3 separate regions of the Mus musculus genome follow, and all the other regions are linked to region 2. A link is a loop called in an ENCODE intact Hi-C map of the cell type or tissue named here. Cell type or tissue: heart. All regions are shown on one strand. Links, peaks and the distances in the headings refer to the core of each region. The heading gives the core; the rest is flanking DNA.

The links. Hi-C counts contacts between places; a loop is a spot of excess contacts. Peaks named below come from ENCODE experiments on the same cell type or tissue, not always from the same donor. Only the 100,000 strongest peaks of a DNase experiment are listed, where the experiment ranks them.
Region 1: it touches region 2 in a loop (2.1-fold over the local background); 8 of 42 quality-filtered maps call a loop at or near these places.
Region 3: a loop joins it to region 2, with 2.2 times the contacts of the local background. A loop is called at or near these places in 6 of 42 quality-filtered maps.

What each region holds. Positions count from the first base shown.
Region 1 is chr17:33,392,443-33,396,972 of GRCm38, reverse strand. Zfp101 (zinc finger protein 101) reads left to right here and starts at 2,336. Exons shown (of 4, transcript NM_009542.2): 1 at 2,336-2,485. The coding sequence starts at 2,465. In heart, for the core only: no CTCF peak of the experiment used is centred there; a DNase peak (open chromatin) is centred at 2,282; H3K4me3 peaks cover 1,587 bases; H3K27ac peaks cover 1,429 bases.
Region 2 is chr17:33,087,338-33,091,867 of GRCm38, reverse strand. It overlaps Zfp563 (zinc finger protein 563), which reads right to left and starts at 2,501. Exons shown (of 4, transcript NM_001024950.2): 1 at 2,389-2,501. The coding sequence starts at 2,391. In heart, for the core only: a CTCF peak has its summit at 2,457 (motif pointing left); a DNase peak (open chromatin) is centred at 2,487; H3K4me3 peaks cover 1,429 bases; H3K27ac peaks cover 1,009 bases.
Region 3 is chr17:32,990,006-32,994,535 of GRCm38, reverse strand. Zfp952 (zinc finger protein 952) reads right to left here and starts at 1,397. Exons shown (of 4, transcript NM_001045559.1): 1 at 1,278-1,397. The coding sequence starts at 1,298. In heart, for the core only: a CTCF peak has its summit at 2,366 (motif pointing right); a DNase peak (open chromatin) is centred at 1,445; H3K4me3 peaks cover 1,103 bases; H3K27ac peaks cover 1,176 bases.

The sequences.
Region 1 (4,530 bases), core at 811-3,310, 310 kb before region 2:
TCAAAGAAAAAAAAACACATGATATTCTTATTAGATGCATAAAAAGACTTTGGCAAAAATACAACACCCATTCATGTTAAAAGTATTGAAGAGATCAGGTATTCAAGGTGCATACCTAAATATAACAAAAGCAACATACAGCAGACCAATAGACAACATCAAATAAAATGGGGAGAAACCCATTAAAATCAGGGACTAGACAAGGGTCTCCTCTCTCTCTCTCTCTCTCTCTCTCTCTCTCTCTCTCTCTCTCTCCCTGTCTCTCTCTCTCTCTCTTTCTCTCTAATATAGTATTCAAAATTATAGCCAGAGAAATTAGACAAAAAAAGAGATCAAAGAGATACAAATGTTGGTCTCATTTACTTCTTTTCTGTGAATTTCCTTCTTGGCAAAATAGTTGACTAGCTTTTATATATTCATTGACTATTTGTACTGGTTTTGAGAAGTTTCTGATTATAACCTTCACCCAGTCACTGGTTCTCTCTCTCTCTCTCTCTCTCTCTCTCTCTCTCTCTTTCTCTCTCTCTCTTTCTCTCTCTCTCATTCAATTTATTTCAATTCAGAACATATTCTAAAGGCAGAAGTAAAATCAGTAATTTTATAAGACCTATGTGTCTTTTGTGTGATCTACTTGACTGTTAGTATTTTATAAAAGGTATCTCATGTGTGACTTCATTTCTTAACATACCTTTTCACTGTGTTTTCTGGTCATTGAATAAGAGTTTAGTTGAAATGGTTCTATCTTTTCTTTCCATTGCTTTAAACAAAAGCAACTTTGTTTAGGGAAGGATGTATTTTATCTTATGGCTTAAAGTTCATCATGAAGGGAAATTATTAGAGTTCTTGAGAGTAACAAAGCTTACAGAATGAATCTTTCTATATGTATAGAAAAGGGGTTTACTGGAAAGACTCACAGGCTGCGGTCTAGCTAATCCAACAATGGTTGGCTGTGGATGGAAAGCCCAAGAATCCTGTAGTTTCTCAGACCACGAGGCTAAATGTCTCAGCTGGTCTTCAGCTTATGCTGGAATCCCTAAAAAGTAAGGTTCTGATGCCAGTGAAGGAATGGACATGCTAGCAAGGCTAGGGCAAGCAGGCAGGAGCAGAAGCTTCCTCGTCCAGCTCTAGCAAAGCCTGTAGCCTAGATTAGAGCTGATTCAAGGTTTGGTTCAAAGGCCTGGGACTCCCTACCTCAAAGGTCCAGACCTGAAGCAGAATCACCGACTCCAAAGCAAGCAAAAAGTTCTCACAGGTATGTCCTCCATTCCCAGATTTGATTTCATGACTAACAGAGTCAAGTTGACAACCAGAAAAATAATCATCACAGGACTCAAGAAGAAATTTGGAGGTGGGAACTGAAGTAGAGGTCATGGGGAAATACTGCATGTTCACTCTCCCTTTTTATACAGCCTAGGCCTATCTACCTAAGTATGCATTAATACAGTAGATTGGAAACCCCCCCCCCCCCACACACACACATCATTCTTTAATCCAAAAATATTCTACAGTCTTGCCTATAGCCAATCTAATGGAGGCATTTCTAAGTTGAGTTCCCTTCTCTCAGATGACCCCCACTAACATCAAGTCGACAAAAGGCCAACCAGTACCGGAGCGAAAGCCTCTTCTTTGCTTACAAGTTTTTTTCTATTTACATTATTAATTCATATATGTTGCTTTCTGCTCTTGGCTTGGTTTATAGTAATAATGTTCAATACCCAGAAGTAGTCCAAGTAAAGCCTGTAAGAAGAGACATTTGCAAAAGCATATGTCTTTATCAAACGTGTTTTAAAATATTATTTCTTCAGACAAAGCTTTAACATATTTGTACAGGTTTCTTTCAAACCTGGGGCTCAATCAACATTTTAAATCTTAACTTTCAAAAAATATAGGTGCAAAAGTCCATTTGCCTCATCTCAGATTCTTAAGTTGGCACTCATTATTGGCACTGTCCTCTCCTGACCGGGTAACCTTCTCTGTTTGGGGTCATGGGTTTTCCTTTCCCTACACTGAGTCTGGGATGTCCAGAGCCAATCTGTAGCGCTATTTTATGTGAAACAGTAGAAGCCCACTGAGTACACGACAAAGCGAGTGCGTGCACTAAAATCCCAGAAGGCGTCGTGCTTAAATGCAAGGATCCCACATATTTACTCCAAACGGAACGTCTGGGTTAAGATTGGGTGTTGCTCTATCTTTTTTTTTTTTTTTTTTTTCCCCATTTGCGTCAAGTATGGGAGAGGTTGTTGATCCTGCTACTCACGAATAAGAAGGCGGGTCCAGCATCTTTCGCCAATCAGAGCCGCTGTTACTTCCTTGCTGGAACTGTCAAATGAGGAACACGGATGTTCTGAAGTTTCTGCCCCTGGCTCCATTTTTGAATCCCGTGTAGCTTTTGTGAGGTGTTGTGACAGCTGGTTTCAGTCAGTGCCACCTATTTTGTCGGCAGGCTCTTCCGAAGGACCCCCGCATGCGTCCGAAGCTGGAAATGGTGAGTACACGGTTGCTCCCGGAGTCGTGGGCCGCGGCTTTGACGTAGCCTGGCGCAGCTTGGCACCGCCGACCCGACGTTCCTCTGGCGCTGTGCTGCAGTTCGAGGTGGAGCTTGGCACCGGCGGAGCCAGGAGTCGGAGGCTCCTCCTGCCCTGTCGCTGTAAAACTGCTTTATCCCAGTCCCTTGGCTATCATGGGGAATGAGCTCGGTGGTCCTGCACCCTGCAGACTTTGCAGCGCTCACGGGTTGGTGATGCGGTCTGGTCAGTGTAGTGAAAGGACGTGGGTGTTGAGCGTTACTGCTGGTCTGACCTTGCACTTGCGTTTGGCCTGCTTTATTGTTTTCTGAGGTCTCCTTGATTTTGTATTAGTTTTGCTCTAGGCTGCTTCTCCAAAGAGAAGGAATATGTAATGTGCTTTTGGTGGCAGTGGTGCTGGTGAGTTTTTGATTGGTTGATTTCTTTGTTTTTCAGACAGGGTTTCTCAGTAGCCCTGGCTACCCTGGAACTCACTTGGTAGACCAGGCTGGCTTCGAACTCAGAGATTCTCCTGCCTCTGCCTGTAATGTGTGTTTGTTTGTCTTCTTTCCTTTCTTGGAACTCATTACGTAGACCAGGCCTACCTTGAACTCAAGAGATCTGCCTGCTTCTGCTTCCTGAGAACTGCAGTTTAGATGCGAGCACCATCATGCCCTACAAGGTGGGCTCCTTAATTAGTATTTACCAAGATTACAGTCCTCTAGAAAAATATTAACATCTTCGGTTGTTTCCTTTGCCCTTATGTAAATCGTTTTTCTAGACAGTGTAATTTGCGACTAGGGAAAGTGTGGACAGGGGCCATCTGGGAGAAAAACATACGTGTCTTCTATCTTCTGGATGAGGTATTTTTTTGAGAGTTGGTTTGAGTGCACAAAACATTTCAAATTTTATTAGTGTTGTTCATGTGTGGTGAGCCAATCTTTGGGCTCCCGTGCCATAGTATATACTGTGCAGGTCAAAGGACTCCCTTGTGGGGTTGGAGTTGGTTCTCCTGTCCATTCCCTGGGTTCAGGGATCAAACACAGGTCACAACGCATGCTTGACGACTGCTTTTGCCTGTTGACTCATTTCTTCGGCTTCATTTATTTTTACTTTTACTTTTATTTTAAAACCGGGTTTCATAGATCCCTGGCTATCATGAAACTCCATATGTAGATGACCTTGAACTTGGGATCCTCCTGCCTTCAGGTTTTAGGATTTCAAGGCATGAGCCAGCACACTTGCTTTGATGTGGTGCTGGTGCTGGGACCGAGGGTGGGGGTGGGGGGGCGTCTCCATACTAAGTAAACATTCTACAGAGTCAGCCCTGTGCTCATCCTGCTGTACAGTTTTTCTCCCTTAGATTCTGGCAGGAAGATCCCAGGATTTTCTCTTTAGCAGCATGTGTGTCATTGACTGCTTAGTGGCAAGCATGGAATGCATACTAATTTTTTTTATTTCCAGGCAGAGTTTTACTGTGTGTAGCCTTGGCTGGCCTGGAACGTGCTATATAGATGAGGCTTGCCTTGAACTGACAGAGATCAGCCTGCCTCTGCCTCCTAAGTGCTAGGATTAAAGGCGTGCGCCACCACACACAACCTGGAGATATAAGATTTTCAAGTATGTTACCATGATTCTCTGAATTTCTTTGGTGTCTATTGGAATGCCTCCTTCCTCAGCTCCCATTTCATTAATGTGTGTCTTGTTTTATTTGGCTAAGGGTTTATCAATTATGTTTATCTTTTCAACACCAACTCAATTTTGTAGAATGAATATATATATATATATATATATATATTATGTGAACATTTCGCCTGACAGAAAAGATATGTAACATGTTTCCCAGATGCTCACAGAGGTTAGAAGAAAACATTAGATTCATGAGGGAGTTATAGATGGTTCTGGTCCATTATGTAAGTCCTGGGAACTAAACTCGGATCCTCTGCAAAAGGCACACATGCTCTTCTGAGCCATCCCTCCACTTCAGTGGGTTTTATTTTGTTTTTTAGTTAATTTTTTACTTAAT
Region 2 (4,530 bases), core at 1,255-3,754:
AGGCATGGAGAACATCATAAAAGAAGAAAAGAGAAAATACAAACATTGGAGGATGGGAAGCAATGTTGTGAGTGCTGTGTTCTGGACATGATACAGCTGTTGAGCTTGTGAACTCCAAGCAGCTATAGTTGCCTGCACAATGGGGCCTCCCCAACATCCCGTTGTCAGGCCCCACTGTTCCTGAGGAACTATTTAGAGGTCAATGGCTTGCTGGAGAAGAGTCAGTGTTTTCAGAAGTGTAGCCACTGATAAACTGGCCATGCTTCAGTAAATAACTCTCAGCCACGTTCACTAAGGTAACCATGATTAGCATCCTAAGGTCACAAATGAACAAAGCAGTGACGGCAGGAGGGGAGCTGAGGTGAGAGCAGGTTCTGCAGAAGGGGGTGGGGTAACCAAGTACAACAGCAGGTGGGAAAGATCAAAATACATGTCCACAAGTGTGTATAAAAAGGAAGAAAAGAAGCGCAGAACTCATCAGTATCTGAAGGAGGTATGTTTCAAGACCTGTAGTGGAAGACTAAAATAGTGGCAAGTAGTTAGCCTAACCACTATGGTTTTCCCTATACAGACATGTGAGAAATGTTAATTTGCTAACTAGACACAAGAAGGTATTTACAACAACATATAATGGTGAACTCGAACTATAATCGCAATATATAATGAGTCAGTTTCTGTCTCAATGCCATGGTGCACCACACTCACCTTTCTTCGTGGGCTGATGTGAAGTCACATAGCTGCTATATGATGAGATTATATGAGGTGAATGATGCACTAGCAGAGCTGCATATGTCATGATGTTACTCAGATCTACCCACAATTTAAAGTTACAAATATTTACGTCTAGAAGACTTCATTTAATGTTTTCAAACACCTGTTAAACTGAAACTCCAGAATCTATACCGAAAGTAAGTAGTTTGACCAGAAGATACTAGCCATGCTCAAAGCTCACAAAACTTGGGTAGAGTTGTCTAAAACCCTCTGGGAGATGAAGCAAATACTTTAGTTGTCATGTATTGAGCAACTGTCCTTGTGACTGCCACAGAGCTATCCTGTATGCAGGTGACTCTTTATCTGTGAGGTCTTAAGGGTAACCCTTCTTCCATGGACTTTACTGTTAAAGACTGCAGCAGCCTCACTCCCTCAATTTCCCTGGGCTTTTTCTGCTTTGTGGGGTCTGTGATACCTCTGCTCCTACCATACAATTTTGCCTTGGCTTTAGGAGTGCTGGAGAGATTTCTTGGAATATACAGGGGGGAAAAATCTACTCTTCTTTCTATTCTGTGGACCTGGAGTATTAGAACCGTATACTGAGATTTCTTTCTGTCGTCTCATCAGTAGGCAGAAGGGAAACACTGACTCATTTAAGCACAACAGGGTGAAAAGAGATTTACTGTGGCCTTAGTCAGCCTCAAGGTTATTTAGTACCCTGATCTGCCTCCCCTACATTAAATTCTTCTGTATCAAGGGCACGGCATGTTGATGTATTCCTATAACCTTATCACTTAGGAGGCTGAGGAAGGACTGTTACTTTGTGTCCAGCCTGGGCTACATAATGAGATTTTTTGTCTTAAAATAAAACAAACAAAAATATATCACCATAAACAACATGAACAAAATAACCCATGCTTTTGCAAATACAGGAAGGAAAGCTTTGAAGCTCTGCAAACTGCCTTTCAGGTCATTTTCCCACATCTTTCGTGGATATCACCAGGCTTCCTTCTAGCCCATTCTACAGGTAAGGTGGCTTAGTCATCACTTGCTATTCTCCTCAAAGCATACTTTATTATATTTTAGAATGGTTGGGCAGAGTTCTTTTCTGCAGCGATAGACGATAGACTGTAACCTGGACTTGTGAAGTAAATAAACCATATTTTCAAGTTACTTTTTTTTTTTCCTCTTTGAGACAGGGTCTATGTCCTAACTGGCCTTCAATTCGTCATCATGTCGTATGGGCTGGTGTAGTGGTCATGTGTTAACATGCCCATCTACCTGTACTTTACAGGAGGCGTCTCGCTGAGGAGACAGAAGTACAGGATTCTGCAAGAGATGGGGCTGCCCGCCGGGGTCCTGCCACCTAGAGTGCAGAGAAACCCTGAGTCCCGCAGCACCCAAAGCAATGTAGGACTGAGGATGTAGGACTGAGGCATCTACCCGGGGAACACCCGGCGCCCCTTACATTGCCCCGACGTTCGCCTCGTCTGCTCCCGGGCCCTCTTGTAGTTTCAAGAAGGCTCCAGAGGTCAGCTGTCCCGGAGCCAAAGAGGCTTAACCGTACCCGCTGCCCTCTCAGCTGACCAGACCGTGCCAGGAAGAAAGATGGCGGGTGAGGCATATCCGCTTTCTGCCGGCGTTCCTGATTGGACAGCTGGCCGTAAGGACACTTACCATAGCTGAGCCCAAGGCTTGCTGGGGCCTTAGGAATGATCCTGGTGTTGGCAGCCACACAACACGGACCCTGAACGGATACCTGTGACTCCCTCAGCTGGCAGAACTCTATCACCACAATAGTCTGGCAAGTAAGAGAAGGCCGGTGAGGAACGTCCGCTTCACCAATCGGCGCTTCTGATTGGATAGCTCGTGCTGTGCTCCGTGGTACTAATTGGATAAGCGATCAGACACCCCCCCCCCAACCCCCCCACCCCCCCCCCCCCCACACACACACACATTAGAGCTTGGTGGTAAACTCTTAATTTAATAAGTGGGGCACACATGCCATATTGCAGCCAAAGCTCTCATGGCCCGGGCAGAAATCCACTCTTTTTTCTTTTTTTTTTTCTTTTTTTTTTTTGTTTTTTGTTTTGTTTTGTTTTTCGAGACAGGGTTTCTCTGTATAGCCCTGGCTGTCCTGGAACTCACTTTGTAGACCAGACTGGCCTCGAACTCAGAAATCTGCCTGCCTCTGTCTACCAAGTGCTAGGATTAAAGGTGTGCACCACCACGCCCCGCATCCGCTCATCTTGATAACTGCATTTAAAAAGAATTTAGACTTGGTTTTTCCAAAGAAGAGCTTTCCCACTTCCCCCTGGAAACTAAGTCTGGAGTCTGCTTATTTAAAGTCAGATTTAGTTAGTGTACCATGGACAGAACCTTAGAGAAAGGGTACCTAGGCCTGCCACAGAGATAAAGGGATACCCAGCCAGGGCAGGTCCACTGGTCTAATGTCACCCATGAGAAACTTGAGATGATGTAGTCTGCATGATAGCAAAAGCTTTCCCCTTCCTTTTCACTCAGTCCATACATTTTTCAGCCAAGAAAAGAGAAATATACCAAGAGAATATACCAAGAGAAAACAGTTATGAATATGAAAAGTGCGGTTACATAGTAGCAGTCATAAGGTTCTCTAGGGACACAGGAATCAGTTCGTTTGCTCTGCCAATTAAAGCATTTTTATTCAAATTTTAAAGAAAAAATCCCAGGGAAGCAAAGTTGTAAGTCACTGCATCTGCTGGGATAGGGACCATTGCCTGGGAACAGGCACTGCAAGTTCAGCAACATGGAATAGATATATTTACCCCAAAAGATGGGCCTATCAGTTTTCCTGTCTTTGTTCAAACTGAACATCCCTAAGTTAGAAAGACTCTTCAAAGTTTCCGGATCTCTGCCTTTCTGTGTCCCCACCCCCCACCCCACCCCCACCTTCTTGTACATTTGTTTCTTTACTACTAGGAAGAGCTGTTCTTTAGTTGATTCTGCCTGCAGGGTCTGAGATTTCCCCTGTTGCTACCTGTTGCGCTGAGATTTTTTTTTTTTTTTTTTTTTACTCTTAATTCTTTAAGTGGCAGAGAAAACAAACCCTATCAAGATGGTAACAAACACGTATTTAGTAGGTTATGACCACTATCTGAAATTTTTTTAAAAAAAGTTATATCTGTCTCAGTTCATGGGTCAGAAAGGTGAGCTGACCCATCTGAACCTCAGAGAGGCTGATATGGTCTACACTAGGGAGTAGGAATTCGGTTAGGAAAAACAGCATCTTGTTAAAGGGATAATTTTCTGCATACGTCTTTAGCACAACTTAAGGTGAGCCCACCTTCCTAGGAATGTTCCTAACTTTCAGAGGTATGGTCCCCTGGTCAGGTTATTGACAGGCCCAAGTGAATTAACTTTTATATTTTAGATAGCTTGGAATGTTAGGCCAGAGATTTTATTTCATTGACCAGAGGAACTAGGTTTTTTTTTTTTTTTCCTAGTAGTCCTTTATTGCTGCTGTCCAGTTCTAAACAGTAGCCCTAATATTATTTAGGAAATGGGCTGAAATTGGATGTGTTGAGCATTTAGATCTGTAAAGTCCAAAGCTGTTCACCACAAGAGGTTAATGACATCCGGGTGGGAGTTTTCATTTTCACCCTTACATATACTCTTCAAAGTAGGGGGCTCACTTAGGGGAAGGTAAGAAACCAGATTCCCTTCCAGCATTCCTGACTCAAGACCTAAGGACATCACTGATGCTTTGGAACTAGGAGTTGGATAGCTCCTTGGCTGGCAGACAGACAAGGGAACGAGGCTTTAGATAAATTAATAGATTTT
Region 3 (4,530 bases), core at 811-3,310, 97 kb after region 2:
CAGCAGGAAAAGTCAAAAACAGTTTCAACCATTTCAAGGAAAAAAATAAATGGTGCCTTTGTGTCAGGCTGATCATCCCCGACTTTCTTGATGGTCAGAGATTACTATCTACATAGAACAAGTAGTTGAAGGCAAAAACACCAAAGATTTAATATTTCTTCCAAGAACTGTATTCCAATTAAAGACTAATTGACGAACTCTCCTAATTCTTTCTGTTCGGAGAAACCCACCAAGGAAAACCAAATTACAGCTACATGAATCCCTTCCCTCAGGCTTTCCCCCCATTTTTCCATATTTCCACTTTTAACTATTTTGACCAGCATTATTATTCAAAAGAGAGCTCAAAAGCGAGGTTGAAATAGATTTCCAATGGAGAAAAATGCCCTCTACACAACAAGGAGCCTTTGCCTAACATAAATAAAGCCTCGGGTTCAACTGGCCCTACTGTAAGGAGACAGTTGTCTGAATCCACGCATCTCAAGGACAGCTTCACTATCCTGCTGACAGAAACAAACTGAGTCCGTGTTCCCAGGCCCAGGAACCAGCTCCTTTGCCCCTCATCATTTTGAGTTACTCACCAAATGTCCAGGATGAGGCCTGACCACCAAGATTCTGAGAAAAAAGCCTTGAAACCAGGTGGCCCAGGGGAGGCTTCATCACCAATGATTCCTTTACCCCTTTCCTGTGACAAGCCGCAGGAGTCATCAAAATCACATTGGCGACTCCCTTGCCCAACCCCTTATGTCAAAATACGGCTGGACAACGCTACAGCCCACTCACTCCACTCCCCTTTGCTCTGAGGTCTCATCCGAAATATGCTGTGCAATTTTCCTTCCGGGACGGGGTCTATGCTATTGTCCCTGACCGGTCAGGTTTTTCTGCTTAATTAAAATAAAGATCTTGCTTTGCTGGACTCTTGTGCCTGCTTGTGTTTTGTTTTGGGGGGACCCCCAACAGCTGAAAAAAATAAAGAAAACGAAAGAAAAACACACCGTGATCACGGAGGAAAACTACAGCAGGGCAAACGAAAGTGCAAGGGCAGAAAGACCCGCAACAGCGCTCACACACCCTCTGTCGTTCAAAACGCAGTTTGCGTTCAGCATCACCAATCTACCAGCGCTGCAAATTCTGCAGAGGTGTAAGTTCGAGGCATGGACCCACACTGAAAGGACTGGCATGAAACCCGTTTCGTAGTGAAGGGACAGAACTGGACCCTGGTCTCCTGGCAGTGTCACAGATCTGCCATCCTCGAAGCCAGGAGCCCGTGACACACTCACCATTCTCTGCTTTTGATGCATACTGTGTCCTCTCCAAGGAGCCTGAAATTAGAAGAAGTGACAGTAACCGAAGAAGAGTTGACACGACTCTTCCCGCAGCTGCACCGGCTTCAAGATGGTAGCAAGTGAGGAACCCTTCGATTATCTGCGCTTCTTATTGGACAGGGGAATAACAGCGCCGTTGATTGGTGAATAACTCCCCCTGCCTCCTACGAGCTTAATTAAAAAGAAATCAGCCTTTCTGAGTACCGCTGCAGCTAAAATCACAGTTGTCACTCATGACCCTTTTAGCTTGCTCTTCACTAGAACAAACCTGGCGCAACCTGAAGTTTTGTGGCATTTAAGGAAACATTCAGCAGGATTCTTAGTGCATGCGTTTTCCAACTACACACCCTATCCCCTAAAGAACTAATGCTACAGCTTTACAGTGGAGCCTCTAGTGTCAGTACCCCAAGGAGAAAACCCAAGACTTTTCCTTAGGAAGAGTCCCTATGTCAATCTGGGGGCATAGGGAAAAAAAGAGGACCTGACATGCAAGCTCAAGATTTGGGGAGGTTAAGCTAAAGCTTTCGCAAACCTTGTGTTTCAATATACCCGTTTTCTGCCAAGAAAATTAAAACATATCAACAATGAATTCAACTATAAATTGTCTGGAGAAAAATGGAATTGCACACCCGAAGTTTTCTACAAAGGATTCAACAGGTCTGAAAAGCAGCCTTTGGACGTCAGCCAAAAAGGTTTCTTTGCCCAAGGAAATCCTCTATATTCAGGAATGTAAAATGGTCTCAGCCTCCCAGATCAACACTGATTTTGGACCAAGAGCTTCACAGTGGATCTGTTAGGTTCGGGGAGAAGCCAAGAAAATTGATTTCAAAGACAGCAGCTTAAAATGAAAGTTTTATTCTCTGAGTACACAGAGAGGTAGCCAGCTCGGGATCTCTACTGCATACCTGAAGGGAAATAGTATAGCATATTAAAGGATGAAACCACAAGTTCAGGGGGAAGCCGGGTGGGCTGTAGCATTGTCCACTCATATTTTTTTTTAAAGATTTATTTATTACATGTAAGTACATTGTAGCTGTCTTCAGACATTCCAGAAGAGGGCGCCAGATCTCCTTACGGATGGTTGTGAGCCACCATGCGGTTGCTGGGAATTGAACTCAGGATCTTCAGAAGAGCAGTCAGTGCTCTTAACCGCTGAGCCATCTCTCCAGCCCGTCCACTCATATTTTGACACAATGGGTTGAACAAAGGAGTTTCCATTGTGGCTCTGCCCCTGACTGGGAGCAGTCAGTCAGGAAGGTGATGCACATTGGCGACTGGGCCTTATCTGGGGCCACCCAGTTTCAATGTCCTTGAAATCCTGGACATTTGGCCTGTAACTCAAAATGATAAGGGTGCAAAGGGGTGGGCAAGCTGCATGTAATCAGTTAGGTCATGACAGGCAATCAGTGTATAGATTTATGGCGTGTGTACCTTAGTTTCCTTAACAGGCAACTTCTTTTTTTTTTTTTTTTTTTATATATTCTTTACTGGTTATCAGACAAGCAAGAAGCATGTGAAACAACAGAATCAGAGTTGGTTCCTGGGCCTGGGAACATGAACTCAGTTTGACCCAACCAGTAAGATGGAGAAGTTGTCCTTAAGACTACTGGACTCAGACAACTGTCTCCTTACAGGTCATAATGAGCCAGAGACACCGAACATTCACTCTGGAAGCTCTCCATGTCTTCCACTACTTTCTCTACCAGGAGACTGACCTTCCAATGCCTTAATAGTCACAAGGGGGAAAGTGTCATCCACACTCAAGTTATGGGTTTTGCCTTTGGTTTAGATTTTTCAAGACAGGGTTTTTATATGCAGCCTTGCCTGTCATGGAACTCACTTTGTAGACCAGGCTGGCTCGAACTCAGAGATCTGCCTGCCTCTGCCTCCCAAGTGCTGGGATTAAAGGCATGTGCTACCACTGCGTAGGTTAGGCCTGATTTTAGTGGAAATGCTTTGAGTTTCTAAAAGTTTAGGATGATGTTGACTGTGTGCTTGCTGTAAATTGCTTTGATCATATTGAGGTATGTCCCTTAAATCTCTCGTCTCTCCAGAAATTTTATCATTGAGTTTTGAATTGTATCAAACTCCTTTTGTGCACCTAATAAGGTAATCATGTGGGCTTTGTCTTTCGGTCTGTTTGTGTTGGAATGCCTTTGTGGGTTTACATATCTGTAAACCATCTCTGAGATGAAGCCAACTCAATCATGGTGAACAATCTATTTGATGAATTTTTAAATTAAGCTTACAAAACCTTATTGAAAAAATGCATCTGTATTCATAAGGGATATTGATCTGCAATTTTTAATCGGATCTTTGTGCAGTGTTGTTATCAGGGAAACAGTAGCTTCACAAAAAATATTAGGAAATGTTCCTTCAGTTTCTATTTTGTAGAGTAATTTGGGGAGTACCACTGTTAGCTTTTCTTTGAAAGAATAGTAGAATTTCTCACTGCATCCATCCAGCCCTGAGCCTTTCTTGGTTGTGAGATGTTTAATTACAGCTTCTATCTTACTACTTACTATCTTACTAAAGGCCTGTGGGTGGGGCCTAAAGTCGGTGGGCGGGGCCTAAAGGCCTGGGGGGGGGCCTAAAGGCCTGGGGGGGGGGGTAAATTGCAGCAGCCTACAAAATGGAAAAATACATCCATCAGAAGGTATGTGTATAGACTATATAAAGAACTAAAAAACAAACAGTAACAACAATAAAAAACCAACCCTGAACATCAAGAAAACAAATAACTTAATTAAAAATAATATACAGAACTGCACAGGGTGGTCTCATAAAATGAAAATCAAATGGCTCAAAACAACTAAAAGAAATATTCTTAGCCTTCAGAGAAATACAAATTAAAACCACTTTAGGACTTCATCTTGCCACAGTCAAAATGGCAACTGAATAATATTGAATTGTGTAAACATATTACAAAATGGCAAAATGGCAATCAATAAAACAAATGTCAGCACATGGTAGCAAAGATGTGGGGAAATGGAATATATATTCATTGCTGGTAGGCATGCAAACTTGTGCAGTCACCATGTAAATCAGCATTGAGTTTTTTCAGGAAGCTGAGACTCAATCTATCCCAATATCCAGTTATGCCATTCTTGAACATATATGCATAGGATTCTATATTTTCTACAGAGATAATTGCTCATCCCTGCTCATTGCTGTTGTATTGATAATAGCCATAAACTGGAAATAGCCC